Linked DNA regions of Homo sapiens: regions 1 and 3 are each linked to region 2. A link is an interaction called in ENCODE POLR2A ChIA-PET data of the cell type or tissue named here. Cell type or tissue: Caco-2. All regions are shown on one strand. Each heading gives the region's core, and the rest is flanking DNA. Links, peaks and the distances in the headings are about the cores only. Region 1 has its middle 11 kb from the start of HABP2. Region 2 overlaps VTI1A (vesicle transport through interaction with t-SNAREs 1A). Region 3 overlaps VTI1A (vesicle transport through interaction with t-SNAREs 1A).

Region 1 (8,210 bases), core at 1,401-5,400, 950 kb after region 2:
CCTCCCTCAACCCAGGCAGCAAGCCCCCACCCAGGCCTGTTTTTCCTCAGCACCAAAGTCCAGGGTCTAAGGGGAAGTCGGCAGGTATTTATTAGGACGGTGCAAAAGTAATTGCGGTTTTTGCATTACTTTTAATAAGTAATGCATGCATATGCATGCTTCACTTTGGGGGCATGCAGTCTAGGTTGCATGTTCATAAATACAACACATCAAGAAACAACAGCAAAGCATATTGCATGGTCTACCCCATGTGATGCTCACCAAAACCCTATATGGTAAGGAAACTAAGGGTCAGAGGGACTGCTTTATCCGAGGCCATGCAAGCCTTAAGCATGTTTTGAGAATGGCAGCCCAGTCATCCTTACCTGGCACCTGCACCCCTGACTGTCACCATTTGGCCCCAAAAGTTAAGAGCAAGCATGCCAGAAAGCGTTTTTCTTTTTTCTTTTCCTTTTCTTTGGGGGATGCTTGGGGAGAGGGGTTGGGAAGAGGAAGGATGATCTCATCTCTTATTTTAATAATGAATCACTGGGGCCCTTGCTAGTGGGAAGTCCAGACTCTGCACCCCTCAAGCCTCCCACTCCTGAATTGTGTAATCACCCTGGGGGCTTACCCAGTCCAAAGGGAGAATCAGCCTGGAATCCAGAAACCAGGAAGAGAGAAAGCTGGGAGCAGAAAACACAGGTCAGAAGCTGGCCTGCAGATGTGCTTCAGGTGACAGACACCATGTTGCCCCACACAGGTTAAACATCAATGAATTGTTATCAACTTTTGGGTATCAGGAGCATTTTGAATTTCTGGCTTCTTTTGAAAAGTGAATTGTCAGGCCGGGCACGGTGGCTCATGCCTGTAATCCCAGCACTTTGGGAGGCCAAGGCGGGTGGATCACCTGAGGTCAGGAGTTTGAGACCAGCCTGGCCAACATAGTGAAACCCCATCTCTACTAAAAATACAAAAAATTAGCTCGGCATGGTGGCAGGTGCCTGTAATCCCAGCTACTCAAGAAGGCTGAGGCAAGAGAATTGCTTCAACCCAGGAAGCAGAGGTTGAGGTGAGCCAAGATCACACCATCACACTCCAGCCTGGGCAACAGTGTGAGGCTCTGCCAGAAAAGAAAAGAAAAGAAAAGAAAAGAGAGAAAGAAGGAAGGAAAGAGAAAGAAAGAAAGAAGGAAAGAAAAGAAAGAAAGAAAGAAAGAAAGAAAGAAAGAAAGAGAAAGAAACAAGGAAAGAAAGAAAGATAGAAAGAAAGAAAGAAAAGAAAGAGAGAAAGGAAAGAAGGAAGAGAAAAAGAGAGAAAGAAAGAAAAATGAGCTGTCTGGCCACATGAGGCTCACATTCCTGCAGGGCAAAGATGCTGACACTGGATGGGACTGCCTCCTTACCTCAGGCCTGAGATCCCCAGCTAGCTGTAGTCTCCACCACTCCCTAGTGATCCCCCAACCTTCCAGTTAATTGTCATTTGTCCCAGTTCTCAGGCTGTGTTCCTCTGCCTCCCTCGTTCTACTCATTTCAGATGACCTGCCCTGTAGGCATCTGCATTTGCGGGTCCCAGTCTCATTCACCTACTGTCTTGTTTCTGTCCTTGCCACTTGCCACCAGCTCCCCTGGCACCACACAGAGCCCCAGACCTGCCCTCCCCAAGTTCCCTCCCACTCTGCTTCCTCATGAGACCTCCGTGTGGAGGAGGAGTTTCCTCTCCATTCTTTAAACATGCACTTCCCTCCTACCTCCAAGCCTTTGCTCATGTTGTTACCCTTGCCTGTTTTCCCTATTTCTCCTTTAGCAACTAATTTTAGCCTATTAGTTGTTCTTTATTTCTACCATAACAAATGATCATACTTAGTGGCTTAAGCAACACATATTTGTTCTTTTATAGTTCTGTAAGTCAGACACACGTGTCAGCAGGGCTGTGTCTCTGATCCCTATTTTCTTGCTGGCTGTTGGCTTCTAGAGGCCACCTATGTCCTTGGCTCGTGAACTCCTTTCTCTACCTCCAAAGTCTAGTCTTTCTCATACTTGGAATCTCTCCTTCTTTTCTCTTCTCTTCTCTTCTCTTCTCTTCTCTTCTTCTCTTCTCCAGCTCCATCGTTCCTGCCTGTGATCACCAGCCCTTGAGATGAGCTCGCAGCAAAGATCTGAGTGGGAGCCAGGGGATGAGTCAGACTGGAGCCACAACCCGCAGGAACCAGAGTATTGACAGCCCAGGGAGGCCTCTGTTTCTGCAAGAATCAATTCCCAGGAGCCTATTGACAAATGTGTCCCTTACTTATGTGCTGTCATTGCCTTTTCTATTGACTTAGCCCCGAGGCTAAAGAGGTGAAAGATAAACTGGATCTGTGGGCCCGTCATCTCCTGGCTTCTAAGGCTGCCTCCCCACGCCCCTCCTTCTCCTTCCGTTTTTATTCTTCTAAATGCCCCTCTGAGATCCCTGTTATCACACACACCCCTAAGGTGATATCAACACATCCATTTCATTCAGCAATGATTGAGCACCTACTGTATGCCACATGTGCTGGGCATCCAAAGATGAGAGAACCACAGTCAAGGCCTCAAAGTGTCCTCAGAAGTGACACACCAGGGTCTCAAGACCATAAATTCACAAGATCCCAGAGGAGTCCTCAGAGTAGAGAGCTGACTCTGATTCTAGGGGAAGAAAGCTTCACACAGGGGCCCCTCAAGCTGTGTCTTGTTTTGGTTTTTGTGAGACATGGTTTCACTCTGTTGCCCAGGCTGGACTGCAGTGGCACATTCTCGGCTCACTACAACTTCTGCCTCCTTGGTTCAAGTGATTCTCCTGCCTCAGCCTCCCAAGTAGCTAGGATTACAGGCATGCACCACCACGCCCAGCTAATTTTTATATTTTTAGTAGAGACAGGGTTTCACCATGTTGGCCAGGCTGGTCTCGAACTCCTGACCTCAAGAGATCCACTTGCCTCAGTCTTCCAAAGTGCTGGGATTACAGTTGTGAGCCACAGCGCCATGCCTCAAGCTGTGTTTTTAAAGAGAAAAGAGTAGAGCTCTCCAAGGACCAGAGGTGGAAGAAGACTCTTCTAGAGTGCAAATAAATGAAGGTATCAGACAAGGCTAGAGTTTAGGATATGTATCAGGGGAGCGGAGATGGTGAGGAATAAAGCTGGGTGGAGAGAAGAAGAAGCAAAAGTTGCCAGGAGCCAGATTGGCAGGGCATTCTGTGTCACCCTAATCAGTCTGGACTTAGTCCCATAGGCAATGAGGCATGGAGGATGAGTTTTAGGCAGATAAGTGACACAACCAGATTGGTATTTTAGAAGATGACTCCTCTGGCACCATGAAGACTGGGTTTGAGGGCAGGGCTGAGAAATTGGAGGCTACTGCAAAGGTCCAGGCAGAGATGTTGAGACCCTGAGCCACAGGCAGGGCAGTGAGAGAGTGCTGAGAGGACAGATGCAAGGGATATGTTGTGGGTGCCCAAACAGGTGTCCCGCAGATGTCCTCTGCAGAGATCCCTGCCTGGGGGTGAGCCAGGCCTGAGAGCTGGAAGATTGACATCCTGCAGACTGGGCGGGTTGGAGGAGAAAATGAACTCTGGAGAAAGGGGACTATTCAGGGCAAAATCACCTGTCTCCAGGCCAACTGATAAGCACTGCACAAACTGACTGTGCAAACAATCGCAGGGATGGCTGCTCAACACGAAGCACTGTGACAGCACAGGGATCAATAATCAACATTGAGAAAGAGGGAGATCCGTAGGGGCAAGGAAATAAGAAACGCCTACATTTGGGCCAGGCATTATGTTTAGGAAGCATTCCAGCTCCTTAATTACTACATTGGCAAAAATGGATCAAATGAACTACATTTTACAGTTGAGAAAACTGAGGCTTAGGGGCGTTTCTGATTTGCCCAGGAATGCAAAGCTGATACAGAAGGGAACTGGCACTAAATCCCAGTCCCTGGAGGCCAAGTTTAACTCTGGCTACACTCTCCTGACCTTGCTCTTTGCAAATTCTGGGGCTTCTCAAATGTCATCTGTTCCATGTGATCTAACACTTGACCATTCTCTAATTATGCTACTGGGTAGTAGTGGCTGAACATGGGAGAGCTATGCTATGTGGCAGGAACTGTTCTAAACACTTCAGCTGTTGTGAACTGACCTAAGCCAATTTGCCCATTCAACAGCTGTCAGGCTCTTTTTGGAAATAATAGGGGTCTCTGATAATTAGAGGAAGGTGGGAGCTATACATCTCCCCCTATCAACCTTGCTACCTGGTGGTTTTACAATGAAAGTCGTTCTGCCACATGTACAAAGAGGCAGAAAATCACCCACATGTGGGTCCCAGTAAGTCCCACTCTGCCTCTGCAGCACTCTGACACACATTTTGCAGGAAAGAATCATTTTGCAGTCATAGCTCAACAGCAGGGTCAGCTGGCCTTCTGGTTGGACCAGAAGTCAGAAGAAAGACCAAATGGAGGTCTAGACCTAGAAATTTCCTCTGAAAGTGTCAGGCAGCCAGCTTTGCCAGATTCTTTTATCTTGTACATTCCAGGGCAAAAGTGTCTGTTCAGTCATTTTAGCCAACCTCCTATCTTTTTTTTTTTTTTTTTTTTTGAGATGGAGTCCTGCTCTGTCGCCCAGGCTGGAGAGCAGTGGCACGATCTCGGCTCACTGCAATCTCCGCCTCCCAGTTTCCAGCGATTCTCTTGCCTCAGCCTCCGAAGGAGCTGGGATTGCAGGCACCCGCCACCACACCTGGCTAATTTTCGTATTTTTAGTAGAGATGGGGTTTTGCCATGTTGGCCAGGCTGGTCTTGAACTCCTGACCTGAAGTGATCTGCCCACTTCGGCCTCCCAAAGTGCTGGGATTACAGACATGAGCCACCGCAGCCGGCCTTAACCATCTATCTTGAGTATTGCTCACTTCGTCAATGAAATGCATTTTTTAACATTCTTTATGCTAATGAACTGTACCATGGATGCACATTTAAATAGCAATATTTGAAGCCCCTGCCATGGATACTCCAGAAGGTGGATCGTTTAACAAATGCTCTCAGAGCACTCCCTAGGTGATGGCATGGTTCCAAGCACTTTGAACTTTACACATCCTAACCCATGTCATTGTCACAACAATCCCATAAGGTATGTACAATTTTTATCTTCATGTCACAGGTGAGGAAACTGAGGCATGGAGAAGATGACCATGGCTGAGGTCTGTTCTCCCCTCTCTATCCACAGAGCCAAACTGGATACTGGGAACACAATAAATAAATACCTGTTGGTAATAGGTAATAATCACCAAAATGGAGATTGGTTCCACTGAATGGCCTGAGATTGGACTGTGTGGTAGAGGATGGGTAGCAGCTGAGAGCTAGCCTGTCATGACTGATGGAACCCATTTCACACTTATCATGCTTCCCACGTGCCTACCTCCAATTCTCTTGCATCCTTCATGGGTAGGAGTTGGCCTTGGCCAGGGCCTGGTTGCCTAAGTGTCTGCAGAGTTGCCTATTTGGGCTTTCGCCAACAGAGACAGAAGTATATTATGCATCTTAGGATTCTGTATTACCCAGCACTCAATCAATTCTTCTAAAATGAGTGAATAAATGCATGACTCAGGGAGAGGAACCACACAGCTCTGTGTGTGGTGTTGTTTCCACTTTTGTTTAACTCCTTTTATGAAAATTTGCTCTTTCGATTATCATGCCAATTTGGAGGAAAATACATGGTTCTCATAATAAATTTGAAATAAATCAAGCAATGCAATAGGAAAAGAGAGGAAGATAAATGAATATGGATCCAGAACCTACTGTGTGCCAGGCATTTTCACATATGTCATCTCAAAAATATATCATCAGAAATATATCATCACACGAAACTTATTCAAGACAGGCTCAGAGAGGTTAAGTGACTTGCCTAAGATCACACAGCTAGTAAATGGCTTTTCTGCTGACTCTGTCTGATGCCAACCCAGGCTCTTGCTAGCACACTACAGAGCTAGCATACAAATGTGCTTAGGGAAGGTGGCAATGCCAGGAAGTGTCTAGAAGTACATTTTAGAGAGGTGCTCAGAGGTCTGCCTTCCTCAAAAGTAAAAAGGCTTTTGAAACTATCACAGCATACTCTATTCAGAAAGTCAACAAATCGAGACAGAAAGGGACACCCAAATCTCAAGATCCCTGCTCTCTTTCAGGTTTTCTATTACACAGAAGGGAAGGGGGTAGCTTTCCAACATGCAAAATGCATGCAGAATTTTATGCAAAAATGTTTAATAAATCAATGATGCACTTAGAACAAGAAGCATCACATGGCCCAGGTGCTGTTTGTGAGGCTGGAGATCCAAGGAGGCTGACTTGTGTTTCCACAGAGCTGATTATGGGATGGGAGAGATGCACGAGTGTGATAAACTCTCCTCCATAGACAATCACTGAACAGAGGAAATTTAAAATGTGAGAGGGAAGATTGAAGCCCCACTGAAAGATTAAAGAAAGGAAGGAAGTACAAATGGGCAGATCAATGATTCTGAGGTGTTTAATTCACACTGGGCTGTGCCACATTTGGAGGCTGCAAGTCGTACTGCATCAATGGCTCTTATCTTTCCAAACTTCGTAGATCACAGGAGTCCGAACCACCAATGACTTAAAGCTAGGGATCCTTATGGAAATAGGGAGGCACCTCTGAATTTGGAGTCCATGGCTTGGCCATGAGCTGTAGCCAAGAGAGGGATTTCTGTCTGTCTTCATTCATTTATTTTTCCTAAGAGACAGAGTCTGACTCTGTCACCCAGGCTGGAATGTAGTAACATGATCATAGCTTACTGTAACCTCCAACTCCTGGGCTCAAGCAATCTTCTTGCCTCACCTTGTCCTGCTTGGGACAGCTAGGAGTTTTATAAGCAGCTAGGACTACAGATGTGCACCACCACACTTAGCTAATTTTTAATATTTTGACATAGAGATGGGGTCTGGCTATGTTGCCCAGGCTGGTCTCAAATTCCTGGCCTCAAGCTATCCTCCCGCCTCAGCCTTCCAAAGTGCTGGGCCTACTATCTTTTGATCAAACATGGTTGCCCACTGTTCTTCCCCAATGCTGCCCCTGACTTAGTCCAAGCCCATGCCATCTCCTGCCTCACCTGCTGAGGTAGCCCCCTCCTGGCTCTGTCTGTTTCTGCTTCTGCCTCTTATTAAATCCATCCTCCCATCTAGTTGCATTTATCTTATAAAAACCTCATCAGAGGCCAGGTGCGGTGGCTCATGCCTGTAATCCCAGCACTTTGGGAGGCCAAGGCAGGTGGATCACCTGAGGTCGGGAGTTTGAGACCAGCCTGACCAACATGGGAAGAACCCCATCTCTACTAAAAATACAAAATTAGCCGGGCGTGGTGGCACATGCCTGTAATCGCAGCTACTGATGCTTACTCTGCACCAGGTCCTGAGTGAGGACATAAAAATCGGGCAATGGACATGACTGACATGGTCCCTGGCCTTATGAAGAACAGCACGTGAGTGATGAGGGCACAAAATGAGGCTGGAAAAGTAAACAGAGGTCAGATCAAGCAGGGTCTCCATAAGAAATGGGGATTTTATTCAAAGTGCAAAGGAGGCTGGGCATGGTGGCTCACGCCTGTAATCCCAGCACTTTGGGAGGCTGAGGTTGGGGGATCACCTGAGGTCAAGAGTTTGAGACCAGCCTGGCCAACATGGTGAAACCCTATCTCTACTAAAAATACAAAAATTAGCCAGGTGTGGTGGCACGCACCTGTAGTCCTAGCTTCTCGAGAGGCTGAGGCACAAGAATCGCTTGAATCTGGGAGGCAGAGGTTGCAGTCAGCCGAGATCATGCCGTTGCACTCCAGCCTGGGCAACAAGAGCAAAATTCCATCTCAAAACAAACAAAAAAACAAAGTGCAAAGGAAAGGTCTTGAAGAGATTTTTTTCTTTTTTTTTGAGATGGAGTCTCGCTCTGTCACCCAGGCTGGAGTGCAGTGGCACAATCTCGGCTCACTGCAAGCTCCGCCTCCTGGGTTCATGCCATTCTCCTGCCTCAGCCTCTCAAGTAGCTAGGACTACAGGTGCCCGTCACCATGCCCGGCTAATTTTTTGTATTTTTAGTAGAGATGGGGTTTCACCATGTTAGCCAGGATGGTCTCGATCTCCTGACCTCGTGATCTGCCCGCCTCAGCCTCCAAAAGTGCTGGGATTACAGGTGTAAAGGACTGCGCCTGGCCAGATCTTGAA
Region 2 (8,210 bases), core at 2,863-6,862:
GTATTTTGGGTGGTTTTGCTACTAGTCTGGACATTCTAGCATCCTGCAAGTCATTGTAATTAAGGCAGAACTTTGACATCAGAATAGATAACAGAAATTAACAGTCAGAATTTATGGTACATATTTTCTCCTTGCCTTCTTGTGAACTCTGGAAGTCAAGCCATTTTTCAGGGCACTACTGAGAAATACTTCAGAGGAGGAATGAGTAAGAGCACAACGAAAAGGATCAAGCATGCCAAGATGACTTTTGTATCACAAAGTAATATATTGTGGGTTCACTTCTGGAGAGAAGATGAGCTGACTACTGGGCATCGCTCGCCTGTCAGGTATGCTTCCAACATACAGGCATGCGCCATTGGAAGCAGCAGCTTCCTCCACAGCTGACTTGCTTGCCTTAGTTTTCTGACCCAATTCAAATTGTGACCGACAACAAACTAAGCTTCTCAGATCAGACATTGACTGCGTCTTATGGACCAGCTACTGTACTAGACTCTTGATAAGCATTTCCTCCTTTAATCTTTGCACCAACCCGTGGAGTATAGATAGAATTATTGTCCCCATTCAACAGAGAAGGAAATGTAGGCGCAGGAGGTTCCATAGCCTCCTTACATGCAGTGAGTTGGGATAGCATATTCACATTCTCTCTATGGAGAGAGATAGTGAGGGGCAGGTACCAAAATAGTACATTTAAATCTGTAGTCTTTTGAAGTAAAATAACCATGATGTATTTAGAATGTTATTTGACAGGCTTTTGAAAACAGAATTGTGAAAATTAGTCAGAAGACTCTGGAATCTTAACATGGAGTAGTATCTGCATTTTGTTGCAGAAGTCATTTTAATAACAAGGATTACACAAACTAGCTTCTTTAATTGAGGGTGGATCAACTTATGTAGAATATATAATGCTACTGGGAACCATCCCAGTTTTAATAAAGGGCCACACAGAAGAAAATGTATGCTACAAAATGTCGATTCACATCTCCTAACTTGTGTAAACAGTGTCGCAGACAGTACGAGACATGAATGGGCGAGGTGCACCACTGTTATGAATCACTCCAGCAGGGCTTTGGCCATCAGCCTGATGAAACAGGCATGCCACTTAGGATGCCAACTGAATAGATTCAGTTGTGTGATATTTAAAACATGATTTTGTACTTTTTGCTGCTCAGAACAGCTATTACAGCTTGTTACTTTTTTTTTGCACCAGTTTTGACATCTGAACATTCTTAACTGAAAAAGAATGTCATTTTCATGAAAGAACTTTCTGTACAATAAAGTTAGCATTTAGAGTCATCCTAACATATGCAATGATTTGCCAAGCTTGAATATTCTTATAGGCATAAGTTTCCTTTTCTACTTCCCAGAAATCATTCCAAAGTTTGCAGAGAAGGCACAGGGAAAGATATGGGAGTTTATTTCTGGCATCAAGTGGTACAGAGAAACAACAAAAGATTGTGGATTTCTTTTTTTTTTTTTTTTTTTTGGTTGTGTCACATACACCCTCGCCGCCTCTTTGCACCATGTCGGTAACTTTGGAAAGAATTAGCATATTGACATAGAGTACATAAACAGTATTCCAAAACTGTAATATAGCATTCTAGCATAAAAAGTGTTGGGTGTTTCGGACAGACAGAAGCTGAATCAGAAATCAACATTATCTAGCCTTAAAGATTGCAGTTACTTCTGATAAAACCACTTGGGCTTCCTCAGAGGTCAAGGATGTGCCTGCAAACCCATGTGCTCATCAGACTGTTGGAGTCAAGTCCTCTGTTTGTATACAGTGTATAAATGGTAATATGGGTAAACACTGCCCTCTCAAACCACATAATTACGTCGATTGCTGAAAAAACCCAGAAATGTACCAAAATATCACAGGGAAGCTATTTCTAACACGACTTTGCTCTTTATGGCTAAGTGGCATAAAGAGTGGCTTTTTTTTTTTCCTTCTAAATTATGTGTTCTTGTTTCAAGCATTGAGATGATGCAAAACAGATTTTTGTGGCAACATTCTTTTTCGCAGCCAAAAAAGCATTCAAGGAAGCTCTGTACTCCTCCTTGGTTGCTATTTATTCTGGACCTTTTGTATTATCCGTGTAAACTCATTTCATTTTAAAATAAGAACTAACCTTCTTTGGGTTGTTTTTCAGCACTGCTAATAGTGCCAATAAAATAGCTAATTATGGTGCGAAGTGGGCGTTTTTAAATGATTCGTTAAAACTGAGAAGGAATAAGTGAACATTACAGGTGCAAAAGAGAACCTTTTTCCTTAGTTTTCCTGCAATCCTCTGTATAAAGCCTATTTTCAACAGAGACCCACTAGTTTTTCAACTGGATAAAATAAAGGATAATTTTGACATTGCATGTGACCTGTAATCTCAAAAGCAAGTAATACTTTCTCAGTCTTCCTTATCTCTTTTTGTCCTCTCTTCATCCTTTCCTCTTCTTTCTTTGTTCCTGCTGCCTCTCTGTGTACCCCGCTGCCTCCTCTAGCCGATCTCCTTAGAAACAATTGTGGTTAACAAAGTCGGAAGTCAAAACAGTTACTCTCATAGCCATGGTAAAAAAGACCAAAGTAAACAAATTCAGAATTTCTCATTTCCAACATCTCCATTTTGCACATCCTATTATTATAGCACTTAGTTTTAGGGTAACCACTGGTGATTTAGTCGTCTAAAAATGGCCAGTGGTTTTGAGCAGCAAACATGTTTCATTCTTTCATGGACCTTGAAATTTAAACTCAGAAATTCCACATCCATAAACTTAGCTTGTTCTAGCACTATTCATTTATATATGTAAGTTCACATTTTCATTTGTTTGTCTTTGACTTTCCTAGGCATTGCATTTAGGATCTGAGTAGGGTTTTGTATGTTTCAGTTGGGCCCTGACACTATGTATGGAATATATATTTCTTTTACAGGGATCAACATCTGTTGCTGCAATAATGTTTTAATTAAATAAAATTTGTGGGAAATTATGACTTTTCTGCTTGTGCTACTTCCAAAAACATGCCCAAGGTTTCGTAGCTCTATAAATGTTCTGAGTAAACATTGTTTTCCAAAGATTCATTTCACAAATTTAATACTTGCCATGTACCTACTGTTGCAGTAGTTAGTCACTGTGGAAAACTTCAGAAGTGTATATTGTATGTTCTTGCCCCAAAGAGCTTATAACATAGGAGAAGGAAAGTTAAACAATACCAAATTAAAAGCTGGCATAAAAAAATAAGTCAAACTGTGACTAAGAGAAAGTAATTGGAAAGAATATTAAATTAAAAGGACTCCTTTACATTAATGAAGCAAAAAGGAGAGAAAGATAATAAACTTTGATGAAGACCAAATGGCTATGTTAAACAGAATTTCTAAAATTTGATATCAAAAGGTACCTCTGCAGAAAATGTTGAATATTTACTACTATTTAAGTTGCACTTCTTGGACAACTAAATGTAATGACATTACCTATGCCTGTTCCCATAATTTGAATATTAATTAGCAAATGTACAGATACAATTAGAACTAAGAATTAGACTGGAATTATAAAAATAGATTACAAAAAATTAGTAAGATTTTCATAAAGGTTTTTTCCCCTCAGTATTAGGGGAGAAAATGACTTTTAGACTTCCTTCTTCTCCTCCCTCCCTCCAAATTCCTGGACTGTTTGAAGTGCTTCTGCTGCCTTCTTACATTCTTAATGCAGTACTTTATTCAAGAGAAGTGGTTTTTTTTTTTTACCCTTAACTTATGCTTTGTTGGTTTTAGTAAATTAAGGTTTAAATGCCACTTCTTTCCCATTGAAATGAAATTAAAAACCACTGCTACTCTGATGTCATAAAGGAAAAATGAAGTGGATTAAGATGGCAAAATGTGTAAAGAAAACCTGATGGGGCTTTTAAAGGAGCTTGTGCAGTATCTTCTAACTTGAACTTAGCTTCAATTGTGTGTTCAGCTTCTCTACATTGAGCTTAAGTTTTATGAAAAGAAAAAGGTAGACAGGCAACAGAAATATATAAATGAAAATCTAAGTGGCCTAGAGCAAAAAGCAATAAACTATAGTTTGTTTTTCCAGCTAATCTAAAATAATTGTAATTGGGCCATACCATTATGAAGTTTTTTTTTCTCTTGAAACAATAAATAAATAAAAACTTAAAATGCCTAATTTTTAAAGCAAGGCAGTAACAAAAGTAGTCAATATAATAAATTTCAGAGTATCACTTCACAGTAGTATATTTGTAGGAAGTACTACTTGTTGAATATTTGAAGTCATTCAGTGAAAGACTGAAAATATTATGTTGTAACATGTTTGAAAATTAGGTTTCTCTATTCAGTTCAGAGCTACTGTACATCTTCTTTTGAAATGAATAATAACCCCGTCTTACAAAGTGAGAGCAAAAAGAAGGACGAGGCTATGTTTCACTCCAAATGGTTTAAAGGCAGGCTCTTTCCTGAGTCTTAAAACTGCAAGTAGCAAGTAGTAGGGAACAGTAATGCATGAAAGGTCATTTTTATTGGCCTTGCAAGCCCGTATTCCTCACATAGGCCATCATTGTGTGGGACTTTAATGTATTATAGTAAATGTGTTCAACACTTTCTCTTTCCTGGCAGCATTAACTTCCATGCACGTCATCACTGTGTCATGGCTTTATTTAATCACATTGCTCCTTTACTTCAGGCTTTGTCTAGCTTTCTTACCTCTCCTGACACCTTCACTCACTTGCAGAACACAGTTCCTGGAAGGGATAGAGGTATTTATTTCAGTCAAAAGCATCGGTGTCATTTTCTATCACCACATTCCCTACATATTTCAACACTTTGACTCCTTGTCTTTTTTTTTTTTTTTTTTTTTTAACTTACAGTGAATGTACAAATGTCGAAGATGTTAGCTGGTAAAAGAACTATTTTGTCTTTCTGTGTCAGGGAACTGGTTTGCCTTCATAAAATTAAAACCTCTTTCCCCTTAATACATGGGGGGTGATATGATTTGGCTCTGTGTTCCCCACCCAAATCTCATCTTGAATTGCACTCCCATTATTCCCACGTGTTGTGGGAGGGACCCGAATGGGAGATAATTGAATCATGGGGTCAGTTTCCCTCATACTGTTCTCATGGTAGTGAATTAAGTCGCATGAGATCTGATGATTGGATTAAGGGAAACCCGTTTCACTTGGCTCTCATTCTCTCTCTTGCCACTGCTATGTGAGACGTGCCTTTCACCTTCCACCATGATCGTGGAACTGTAAGTTCCACCCAGCCACATGGAACTGTAAGTCCAGTAAAGCTCTTTCTTTTGTAAATTGCCCAGTCTTGGGTATGTCTTTATCAGCCACGTGAAAACGAACTAATACAGGGGAAAAAAGGAGGGGATATGAATTCTAAAGAATAACATCTGACATAGCTAAAAAATAATAGTAATGATAATAGCTAATTGTTGAGCATGCACTGTGTGTGACACGGTTGCAAGTGCTCTACATGTATTAAGTCTTCTCTGCAACCCTCTGGGGTAGGTATTTTTATTGTCCCCATTTATAGTGAAGAGACCACAGAGAGCTTAGTTGTTTGCTGAAGTAATGCTACTAGAAAATGGTAGAACAGGGATTTAAACCAGCAGTCTGACATCAGAATCTGAGTTCTTGATGAGGAAATTATTACTGCATGCACAAGAATTAAGTCAGAAGAGAGAATATTTTATGTTAAGAAAGCCTGAATTTATTTCATGGGAATTGCAATGTGCATTTCCTTAAAGTTGATGATTTATAGTTTTCTTCCTTTTTATAGATTTAATTTGTATAGGGTTTGAAGGGCCAAACCTTAATGTTAGGGTGCTATTTAAGTGCAGATTTCTCGTTTTCATGACACAATATTTTTGTACTCAGAAGATGAACTCAGTAACTGAACATGGTTTACTCTTCTACCCAGATGTTTTTACCCTGATCTCTATTAGGGATATTTTGAGTCCTAGCTAGGACCTAGAGGTGGAAGTTGGTAGCTACTCAAAAGTTTAGTTGATATTAAGAAAATTTTATTACTCAGAGATGATAATGAAAATGTATACTTAGTGAATCAGAGAATGTTATAAAGAAGAAAGTGGAGTATTGGTTGTATGGATGAATGTATAGATAGATAGATAGACAGACAGACAGACAGATGGGCAGATAGAATATCCTCTCTATATATGTTTGTGTATGTGGGAAAGAGATGTATAAATTTATTTATTGCAGGCTGGGCACAGTGACTTACACTTGCAATCCCAGCAATTTGGGAGGCTGAGGTGGGAGGATCCCTTGAGCCCAGGAGTTCAAGATTAGCCTAGCCAACATGGTGAGACCCCTTCTTAAAATTTTCCAGACATGGTGGCATGCATGCCTATAATCCCAGCTACTCAGGAGGCTGAGGTGGGAGGATTGTTTGAGCCTAGGAGGTCGAGGCTACAGTGAGCTGTGGTCACGCCACTGCACTCCAGCATGGGTGACAGAGCGAGACCCTGTCTAAACAATAATAATATTAATAAAAATAAAATAAATTTATTTATTTCATTAGCCCAGAGATTGGAAACGAGAACAGAAGGTATATGCCCAAGATAATAATTAATGTATAGTGAGATAACCACAACTCAAGAAAGAAATATGGCCAGGCATGGTGGCTCACATCTGTAATCCCAGCACTTTGGAAGGCCAAGGCGGGCAGATTACTTGAGGCCAGGAGTTTGAGACCAGCCTGGCAAACATGGCAAAATCCTGTCTGTACAAAACATACAAAAATTAGCTGGGCATGATGGCACATGCCTATAACCCCAGCTACTCCGGAGGCTTAGGCAAGAGAATCGCTTGAACGCAGGAGGCAGAGGTTGCAGTGAGCCGAGATTGCATCACTGCACTCCAGCCTGGTCAACAGAGCGAGACTCTGTCTCAAAAAAAAGAGAAAGAAAGAAATAGCTTCAGCTACGATATTTCCATTCTGGGCAGCATTGGCAGGAGCTGAGCAAGCAAAGCTCAGGAATTCAGCCTCTCTGTTGGGTACTCAGGTTTATGTTAGAAGAGATACTGTTGACCGGGCGTGGTGGCTCACGCCTGTAATCCCAGCACTTTGAGAGGCCGAGGCAGGCGGATCATGAGGTCAGGAGATCAAGACCATCTTGGCTAACACGGTGAAACCCTGTCTCTACTAACAATACAAAAAATTAGCCGGGTGTGGTGGCAGGTGCCTGTAGTCCCAGCTACTCGGAAGGCTGAAGCAGGAGAATGGCATTAACCCAGGAGGCGGAGCTTGCAGTGAGCAGAGATCGCACCACTGCACTCCAGCCTGGGTGACAGAGTGAGACTCCGTCTCACACACACACACACACACAAAACGAAGAAGAGATACTTTACTTAAACAATTGTGTACTGTTTAATTGTTTTATACTGAAATTTAACTTCTCAAGGTCTTTACCCTTTCCTTATGGCAAGGTAAAATCTGGACATCTCAGGCTGGTGTTCAAGGCCCTTAAGCTCCTTCGCTATATTCCCAACTGTATTATACTGATCATCCTGCAGATTACCTGACTTGGTGGGCAGAAGGGTCCCCTTCCAAATATGTCCATGCCTTAATCCCTGTAATCTGTGAATACTTTACATTACATGCCAAAAGGAAGTTTGCAGATGTAATTAAAGTAACAGACCTGAAGTTAGGAGATTTCCTCAATTAACCAGTGGGCCTAATCCAATCATGTTAGCCCTTTAAAGCAGAAAACTTTCTGTGTTGGAGGCAGAAGAGATTCAGCAGAAAGGGTAGATGCAGAGATTTGAACGTGAGAAGGACCAAATATGTCGTCTCTGGTCTAAAAGTAAAGGGACAATGTGACGTGGAAGGTAGACAGTGTAAGGGGCCAAGAGAGTTCGCTGGCTGACAAGCAGCAGGGAAACCAAGACCCCAGTCCTACAATCACAAGGAACAAGTTCAGCCAGTAACCAGAAGGAGTTTGGAAATGGATACATCCCCACAACCACTGGAAATGAACACAGCCTGGGCAACACCTTGATCTTGGCCTTGTGAGACCCAGAGCAGAGGAAGCAGCAGTGCCCACCAGACTTCTCACCTAAAGAACTGTGAGATCATAAATATGTACTGTTTTAAGCCACCGAGCTTTTGGTCATCTGTTACAGCAACAACAAGAAATGAAGACATGGATCCAAAATGCCCTTCCCCCACCATTGCTAACAGTCATCATCTGTTCATCCT
Region 3 (8,210 bases), core at 1,880-5,879, 99 kb before region 2:
GTCACTGTACACAATAATCATTAGAAATAATATCACAGAATATACAGTTGTATATTCTTAAGAATATACAACTTATATTTAGAATATACAACTGTATATTCTAAAGAATATACAATGTAACAAAAAGTGCAAATAACCAATAATGTTGCCTACAATAACACACTCAAAGACCACTGGTACCCTAAGTTTTGTACTTATACATAAATCTTTTTTTTTTCCTTGACTTTATGGCCAATCCCTAGGCCACAGTAATTTCTGCATTTCCACATCCACATTCTTCTATTTATAGTGATTTTTGATTTTGCCACATTTAATCTCTCTTTACCGCAGTGCATTGTGTATGGTTCTGTTAAAACAGTAATATTTCAGATAGAGATACTATCACTATTTAATAGAGATACTATCACTATTTAAAGGGAGAAGTGACCTCAGATTAAGGAGGCTTGTGTAGGCATATATATCTTATAAATACTCTGCATCCGGGTTGAGAAATACTATGATAAAACTGAACAAACTTAAATGCTTTTTTTTTGAGACAGAGTCACACTGTGTCCCCCAGGCTGAAGTGAGGTGGCATGATCTTGCCTCACTGCAGCCTCCATCTCCCCGGTTCGAGTGATTCTCCTGCCTCAGCCTCCCAAGTAGCTGGGACTATGGTTGTGTGCCAGCACACCTGGCTCATTTTTGTATTTTTAGTAGAGACAGGGTTTCACCCCATTGGGCAGGCTGGTCTCAAACTCCTGACCTCAAATGATCCACCTGCCTCAGCCTCCCAAAGTGCTGGGCTTACAGGTGTGAGCCACCGTGCCTGGCCTAATCTTGCATTTTTGAGAGGCATGCAAGGTTTATCATTGGCAATTGGATCAAATCCAAATTTGGCATTGTAGCATTCATTTTGCTCCCAGTTCTTCCTGACCCCCAAGCCTCATCATTTTACAAGCATAAATTGTCTTTATTTGCTTGCTGTAATCAAATTAATCGGACCTTGTTATGTACAGTTGCTTCACTTACTCTCACCTAGTTGTCTTTTTATACAAGCTATTCTGTCTGGAATTCTCTCCTCCTGCTTGTAACCTATGGCCTTCTGTATATAACTCAAAAATCATTACTCCAACTTAGTCTTTCTGGCTGATGCCATCCCCTCTACTTTATATATCTTTTATAATATATTTACCTGAAAGGAAGAAAACACTTTTGTCCAAATAGTTTAACTTAAAAATTGGCTGTCATCTCAGAATTTAACTTAAATTTATACAAATATTTTGGTAGTAGTTAATAGGTATATTGGTAGTAATTTGGTAGTTTGGTACATTTGGTAGTAATTAATAGGTACATTTTCTGCCTGTGTAGATTGTTTAAGAAAACAGTGATAATTATGCAAAGAAATGTTCAAATAACTGTTTGGGTAGTGATTTTGGCTTATTGGGTCACATTTCATCATGTTATAAATAAATTAAAAGAGTACTGTGGTAGTGTCAGAATACATACTTCCAATTTAATTTAAACATGTTCCTTATTGCTTCATCCTGCATTCTCCAATGTTTGTACTATCAGGTACTAAACCTTATATTGCCTTTTAGTTTACTTTGTTTAATTAGTGTTGTTGCTCCAACTACATTATATGCTATTTTAGAGCAGGAACTGTGATATAGCATGCTATGTAAGAGCATATAAATTCTAAGTAAATATTTCTGAATGAATAGATGAATAAGGTTATCAAATCTAATATTCTAGAAAAATTGAAATAATTGTCCAACTAGCTATTCTCTGTATTAAGTGAAGAGTACCAAGTCGAACTATCATTATAATGCAGAGCTTTCCTAAGTCTGACTAAAATGCCTCTGTTATTCTTGGTTAAGATAGAGGATTTTGCTATCCATATCAGCCAGAACCAGACCCAAAGGTATTATTTAATAATATTATTGAGCTGATCAGTGGCTTGAGCAAGAATTAGAAACCTATATTATTTGATTCTGTATTCAGCGTTACTTCCAGTGTACCACTTTGTCTTCTATAATTTGCACTTCTTGTAGTGGTCTGACTTTTTAAAAGTCATGCAGGACTCTGGCTTCCTCTAATTTCTCTGGTCTTCATTTCTTTTTGGTTCAATATTTGTGGAATATTATGTTTGGAGGAATGGGTAACCAATACTCTAGGAATGTCTATGTATTTTGGGTCCCAAGAGCTAAGTATACCATGAAAGGAAGCACTGTTGGGGAATGCAAGCCTCAGTAGTCCTAGAAACTACAGTATTATATCTTATGTATTAACAAAGTTTTTTTTAATTAAAGGAAAAAAAGATGATAGTAAACTCTTTGATGTCATCCTTTTATTTTATTCTCGTGTTTTGGAACTTTGGCCTCTTAGCTCGCAGTTTCCTCATCTGTACAATGAAGTGCTTAGACTAGACCAGTAGTTCTTAAACTCAAGCAACATCAGAATCACTGGGAGTGCTTGTTAATACACAGGTTGCTGGGTCTACCCTGGAGTTTCTGATTCTGAAGGCCCAGGTGGGGCCGAGACAGGGCCTGGGGATTGACATTTCTGAAGAGTTTCATATTGAGGCTGAAGCTGGTGTCACAGGACCATACGTTGAGAACTACTCGAGTGGATGATCCCTGAGATCTCTTCCAGCTCTAAAATTTTTATAACTCAGCTCTGTCAATTTCCTGGACTTATTGGAAGATACAAGGTACTCCCTGAATCTCTGCTTTATTTAATTTTGTTTGGTGCTGTTTCTCATCCTACTCTAAGTTGCTTTCCCTTAGAAATTATTTCCTTCCCCCAACCCCCCATTCTTTGTGTACTGCCAAACAGAATGTTTGTTTAAGTAATATTAGTGAAATACATTTCCAGAACTGCTCTTTGGGGAAATTTAAATGAAATTTTAAAGTATCATTAAGAATGCAAACAATAAATTCTTTGATTAGCTGTAGGCATCTTTACATTGGGATGACTAAAAAAGGTTCTGGTTAATTAGAAGTAATTTGTTAGGAACCTGAATTCTCTTTTTTTCTCTCTCAGAGTAAAACTCAGTTCCCAGCTGGATGCTTATAAGTGCAGGAAATGTCATTGTCAGATGATTAATTGCAAAAGATAGATAATTAGAGTTCATATGCTGTGTCAAATATGGATAACCAAGAGGTTGACTTACATGTTGAAAGGGAGCAGCTGAAATCTAGATTGTGGGTTGTGGCTATATATAGGTAATTTACCTTTACTACAAGAGCTTGTAGAATGAACATTTGCCTGAACTTTGCCTTTTTAATCCCATTTTGATCAAATTCCTCACAATAAAAAATATTGGAAGAGTTCCCACTACCTGAAATCTGGATTAGAAAATTGAGCTGTTGCTGAGCCACCATTCTAACGTCAAATAAAAGATTTGGGCCATTGTCATTACCTTGTTCTTTTTAACTCTCTATTAAACTTACCTGATATATTTTTACCCAGTTGAAATGACTTGTTTTTATTTATTAATTTTCAGTGGTTAGACCTTATTTCTTTTTAAATCAATGCCACTTGTTCCTGGAAATTAAGTGCTTTCATGGTAAATTATTGGATCTCAAGATGGAATCATTTTTGCCTTTTTAAAATAAATGTATTTCTGCTGTTTCTTTTTAAATCATCCAACAACAACAACAAAATAGTGAAATGAGAAAAAAGTCTTACAACCTGTCGGTGATTAAATAGCCATCTCCAGTTTGGCTCACCGGTTGGTTTATTGAAAGTCACAGTGAAATTAATAAATACGACATTTTTCTCTTGCATTTGTAATAAAACTCTTTCTCAATCTTCTAAACTTTGTATTTTTACTAAAGAGTTTTTCAGCCCTCATAAATACTGTTTTACAGATTCAGCTAATGACCCAAATCCAGCTTGTTTGTTGTGTAGGAGTTGTATTAAAATAACTCACTATATGTGTATTGTCATTAATGATATGCTCATTTTGATAATGGGGCTGCAGATTCTTAGTCTATAGTCCTTGGGGAGATGCTACAATTTTTTTTTTTTTTTTTAAACTAAGTATTGTTCTGGCTCCTTTCCTTGATTGGCCCAGAAATAGCAATCAGCTGGGGAGCAGGATGACATGCCTCTTAGCGATCCCTTTGATCTTTGAGATGAGTATCAACATTGTATGCTTCCTAATGGAAGTGTAATTTAATGAAATCTATTGGGTAAACATACTTCAGATGTTCAAAGGAGGTGACAAAATTTTTGCTGGCAGCCGGGACCTGGCTGCTTTCCAGCTTGCCTCTAGCTGCTATGCATATAGCATTGAGAAAGGCACTTAAAATAGGAACACAAAGTATTATTTTCATTGTGTTTCAACCCCCCTGCCCACCCTCCCCTACCAATTTCTTTCCCTTAAGTTTATTTCTGTGGTGTTTCTGCAAGTGCTCTTTGACATACCACCTTTCCCCAGTATAAAGTGGAATGTGAGATCTGATCTTTTTATATTTTCCTTGGTTTATTTCATGACAAGAGTAGAACATTCGATGTATGGCACCAAACTCAGGAGAAGTTGTAGGCAGGAGACTTACATCAAAATCCTAGAGGGAAAAAATGTACTCTAAAAAAAGGACATATTTCAGTACCAGTTGATTAAATTAAACATTCTATTTTGAGAGGAGATGATAGAGCATTTTTGTTTTAACAATCCTTGGAAAAGTGTAATGGAAATAAGCATAGACAGCAGGAGTCAGGGGACCTGACTAATCTCAGTGAAGTTACTTTCTAGCTGAGTCATGTAAGGCCAGTTACTTTCTCTCTCTGGACCTCAGTTTCCTTATCTGTAAGATGAAGAGATTGTATCAAGTGGTTCTAAAGGTCATTTTCAGCTCTGAGATGTGATTCTTTTTAAGACTGAAGATCAGCACTGTTCAATAGAAGTGTTATGGCAGCCACATATGTAACTTTAAGTTTTCTAGTAACCACATCAAAAAATGCAGAACAAAAGAGGCGAAATTGATTTTAGTAATATATTTTCTTTAATCTAATAGCTCCAAACAAAATATTACCGTTTCAAAATGTAATAAATATTAAAAATTTTAATGAGATATTTTACATTCTTTTTTTCTTGTCTTCAGAGTCCAATATATGTTTTACACCTACAGTAGATTTCAGTTCTGACTATCCATATTTCAAGGGCTCAGTCATCACATGTGGATGGTAACTACTGCACCACATTATACAGCAGCTCTAGGTGCTACAATGCAACTATGCCAAACCACTTTTCCAGGAGCCTGTTGGGCATAAAAATAAAGGTTCCTAAGCCTCCGCCTCTTCCCTCAGCCAGTGGTTCTCAATTTTGGCAGCACATTAGAATCACCTGCAGAGCTTTAGAAACTACTGATGCCTGGATCCCCTGCCAGAGATTTTAGTTTAGTTGGTCTAGGTGTAGCCAGGACCCAGGGATTGTTTTAAAAAGCTCCCCAGGTGATTCCAATGTTCGATCAAGGTTGGGCACTGCCTCCCTAGACATAATGTTCTTAAAAGGCAGCTGTGTCTTATTCCACAGACTTCCCATTGCTAACGAAGATTCTGTCGTCTCCAATCTCCCCTTTTCCACCCCACTTTCTTGTCAATAAGGGGTATATAGAATCTTTAGATCAGTCCCAAAATGTTGTCACTCAGTAAACCATAAACTGAGGGACTAATAGATATTTGTGGACACTCTGAAGTGTTTTCAGAAAAATAACAACAAGAAACATCATATAAGGTACAAGGGGAGCCTTTGATATTAGCCCTAAGGGTCTTTTACACTCAGAAATTCTGCGCGGTATATCATTGCAATTGCCGCAGTCAGTAGTACTGTTTTGATATTATAACAGATTTATTTGTTAGATAAAAGCTATTTCTCCTATAGACCAGCTACTTCTTATAAAAAAACAAATTGGCCAGGCACAGTGACTCATGCCTGTAATCCCAACTTTGGGAGACCCAGGCAGGCAGATCATGAGGTCAAGAGATTGAGACCATCCTGGCCAACATGGTGAGACCCTGTCTCTACAAAAAAATACAAAAATTAGCTGGGCATGGTGGAGAATGCCTGTAATCCCAGTTACTTGGGAGGCTGAGCTAGGAGAATCGCTTGAACCTGGGAGGCAAAGGTTGTAGTGAGCCAAGACCACGCCACTGCACTCCAGCCTGGCAACAGTCTCAAAAAAAAAAAAAGCAAAAAAAAAATTGATTGAGTTATAATTCACATAGCATAACATTTTCCATTATAAATATACAATTCAGTGATTTTTTTAGGATATTTATACAGTTGTTCAAACATAACCGTAATCGAGTTTTATGACACTTCTTAGAGGCTCCCTCACGATCATGTGCAGTCCGTCCTCATTCGTACTCCCATTCCATGTGACCACTGACCTGCTTTCCTGCTTCCTCTTTCCATAGTTTTGCCTTTTCTAGAAATTTTATATTAATTTGTTGAATAGAATCTGGATAAATCAATATGGGAGAAATTGCTATCTTAAAAATACTACATCTTCCAATCCATTTAGTTAGATTTTCTTTAATTTCTTTTAGCAATGTTTTGTAGTTTTCAGTATACAGGTCTTGTACCTCTTTTGTGAAATTTATTTCTAAATATTTTCTCTTTAATTGTGTCGTGAATTATGTTTTTTCTTTCCTTTTTCATTTTTTCATTGTTAGTACATGGAAATACAATTGATTTTTGTATATTCATCTTGTATCCTGCAACCTTGCTGAACCCTTTTAATATTTCAAGTAGTTTTCTTTGTTGATTCTTCTGGATTTTCTACATAAAATATCATGTCATCTGTGAATAAAGACAATTTTACTTCTTTCCAATGTGTATACCTTTAATTTTAAAATTTTCTTTATTTTTTATTTTTCCCTTTTTCCACTGGCTACACACTGATATAATACTGAATAAGAATGCTAAGAATGGATTTCTTTGCTTTCATCCAATTTTAGGGGGAAGTATTCTGATTTTCACTATTAGAATGATGTTAGCTACAGGTATTTTGTAAATGCCCTTTATCTGGTTGAGGAATTTCCCTTTTATTCTGAGTTTGTTTTGAGTCTATATTATAAATAGGTGTTGGATTTCATCAAATTCTATTTCATTCTGTTGAGATGGTCATGTTGTTTTTGCCCTTTATTGTGTTAATATATATTGCATTAATTGATTTTTAGATGTAAAACCAGCCTCGTATTCGTAGGATAAATTTTACTTTGTAATAGTGTATAACCCTCCTTATATGTTGCTGTTTGGTTTACTTATATTGTGTTAAGGATTTTTACATCTCTGTTTACCAGGGATACTGGTCTGGAGTTTTCCTGTCGTATCTTTATCTGACATTTGCATCACGGTAATGCTAGTCTCATAGAACAAGTTAGGAAGTGTTTCTTCCTCTGTTTTCTAAATGATGATTTTGTGTAGGGTTGTTTATTTCTTCCTTAAATGTTTGATAGAAAATTCATCAGTGAAGCCACTTGAGTCTGAGCTTTCTGTGTGAAAAGATTGTTTTACTAATTTAATTTTGTTACTTCTTATATTCTATTATCTTTTGAGTCTATTTTTATAATTTATAGATTTCTAGCAATTTGTGCCCTTCATCTAAGTTCTCTGATTTATTGACAATAAATTCTTCATAATATTTGTTTATAATCTTTTTTATTTCTGTAGTGTCTGTAACAAATGTCTCCTCTTCTGTTCATGGTTTTGTAATTTTTGTGTCTTAAAAACAACTTTTGGTTTCTTTTATTTTATTATTTATCTGTTTTCTGTTTTGTTGATTTTGACTCTGATTTTTATTTCCTTTTTCTACCTACTCCAGGTTTCATTTGCTCTTCTTTTTCTAGCTTCTTTTCTAGAAGTGAGATTGATTTTAGACTTCCCTTCCCCTGCCCTCCTTTCCTCTTCCTTTCCTCCTTCTTTCCTCCTCCTTTCCTCGCTCCGTTGCCAAGGCTGGAATGCAGTGGCGCCATCTCAGCTCACTGCAACCTCCGCCTCCCAGGTTCAAGTGATTCTCCTGCCTCAGCCTCCCGAGTAGCTGGGATTACAGGTGCATGCCACAACACCCAGCTAATTTTTGTATTTTTAATAGAGACAGTGTTTCACCATGTTGGCCAGGACAGGATGGTCTTGAACTCCTGAACTCAAGTGATACACCTGCCTCAGCCTCCCAAGGTGCTGGGATTACAGGCATGAGCCACCGCACCCAGCCAGATCT

The links. Peaks named below come from ENCODE experiments on the same cell type or tissue, not always from the same donor. Only the 100,000 strongest peaks of a DNase experiment are listed, where the experiment ranks them.
Region 1: POLR2A ChIA-PET joins it to region 2 with 8 read pairs; 2 of 35 experiments call an interaction of 5 or more read pairs at or near these places.
Region 3: POLR2A ChIA-PET joins it to region 2 with 7 read pairs; 3 of 35 experiments call an interaction of 5 or more read pairs at or near these places.

The regions. Positions count from the first base shown.
Region 1 is chr10:113,537,776-113,545,985 of GRCh38, forward strand. No RefSeq gene overlaps it. Among named protein-coding and RNA genes, the nearest start is that of HABP2, 11 kb to the right of the region's middle. In Caco-2, for the core only: no CTCF peak of the experiment used is centred there; DNase peaks (open chromatin) are centred at 2,251 and 3,606.
Region 2 is chr10:112,584,201-112,592,410 of GRCh38, forward strand. The region is part of intron 5 of VTI1A (vesicle transport through interaction with t-SNAREs 1A); the gene reads left to right. Among named protein-coding and RNA genes, the nearest start is that of MIR4295, 46 kb to the right of the region's middle. In Caco-2, for the core only: no CTCF peak of the experiment used is centred there; no DNase peak of the experiment used is centred there.
Region 3 is chr10:112,486,610-112,494,819 of GRCh38, forward strand. All of the region lies in intron 3 of VTI1A (vesicle transport through interaction with t-SNAREs 1A), which reads left to right. Among named protein-coding and RNA genes, the nearest start is that of VTI1A, 44 kb to the left of the region's middle. In Caco-2, for the core only: no CTCF peak of the experiment used is centred there; a DNase peak (open chromatin) is centred at 4,162.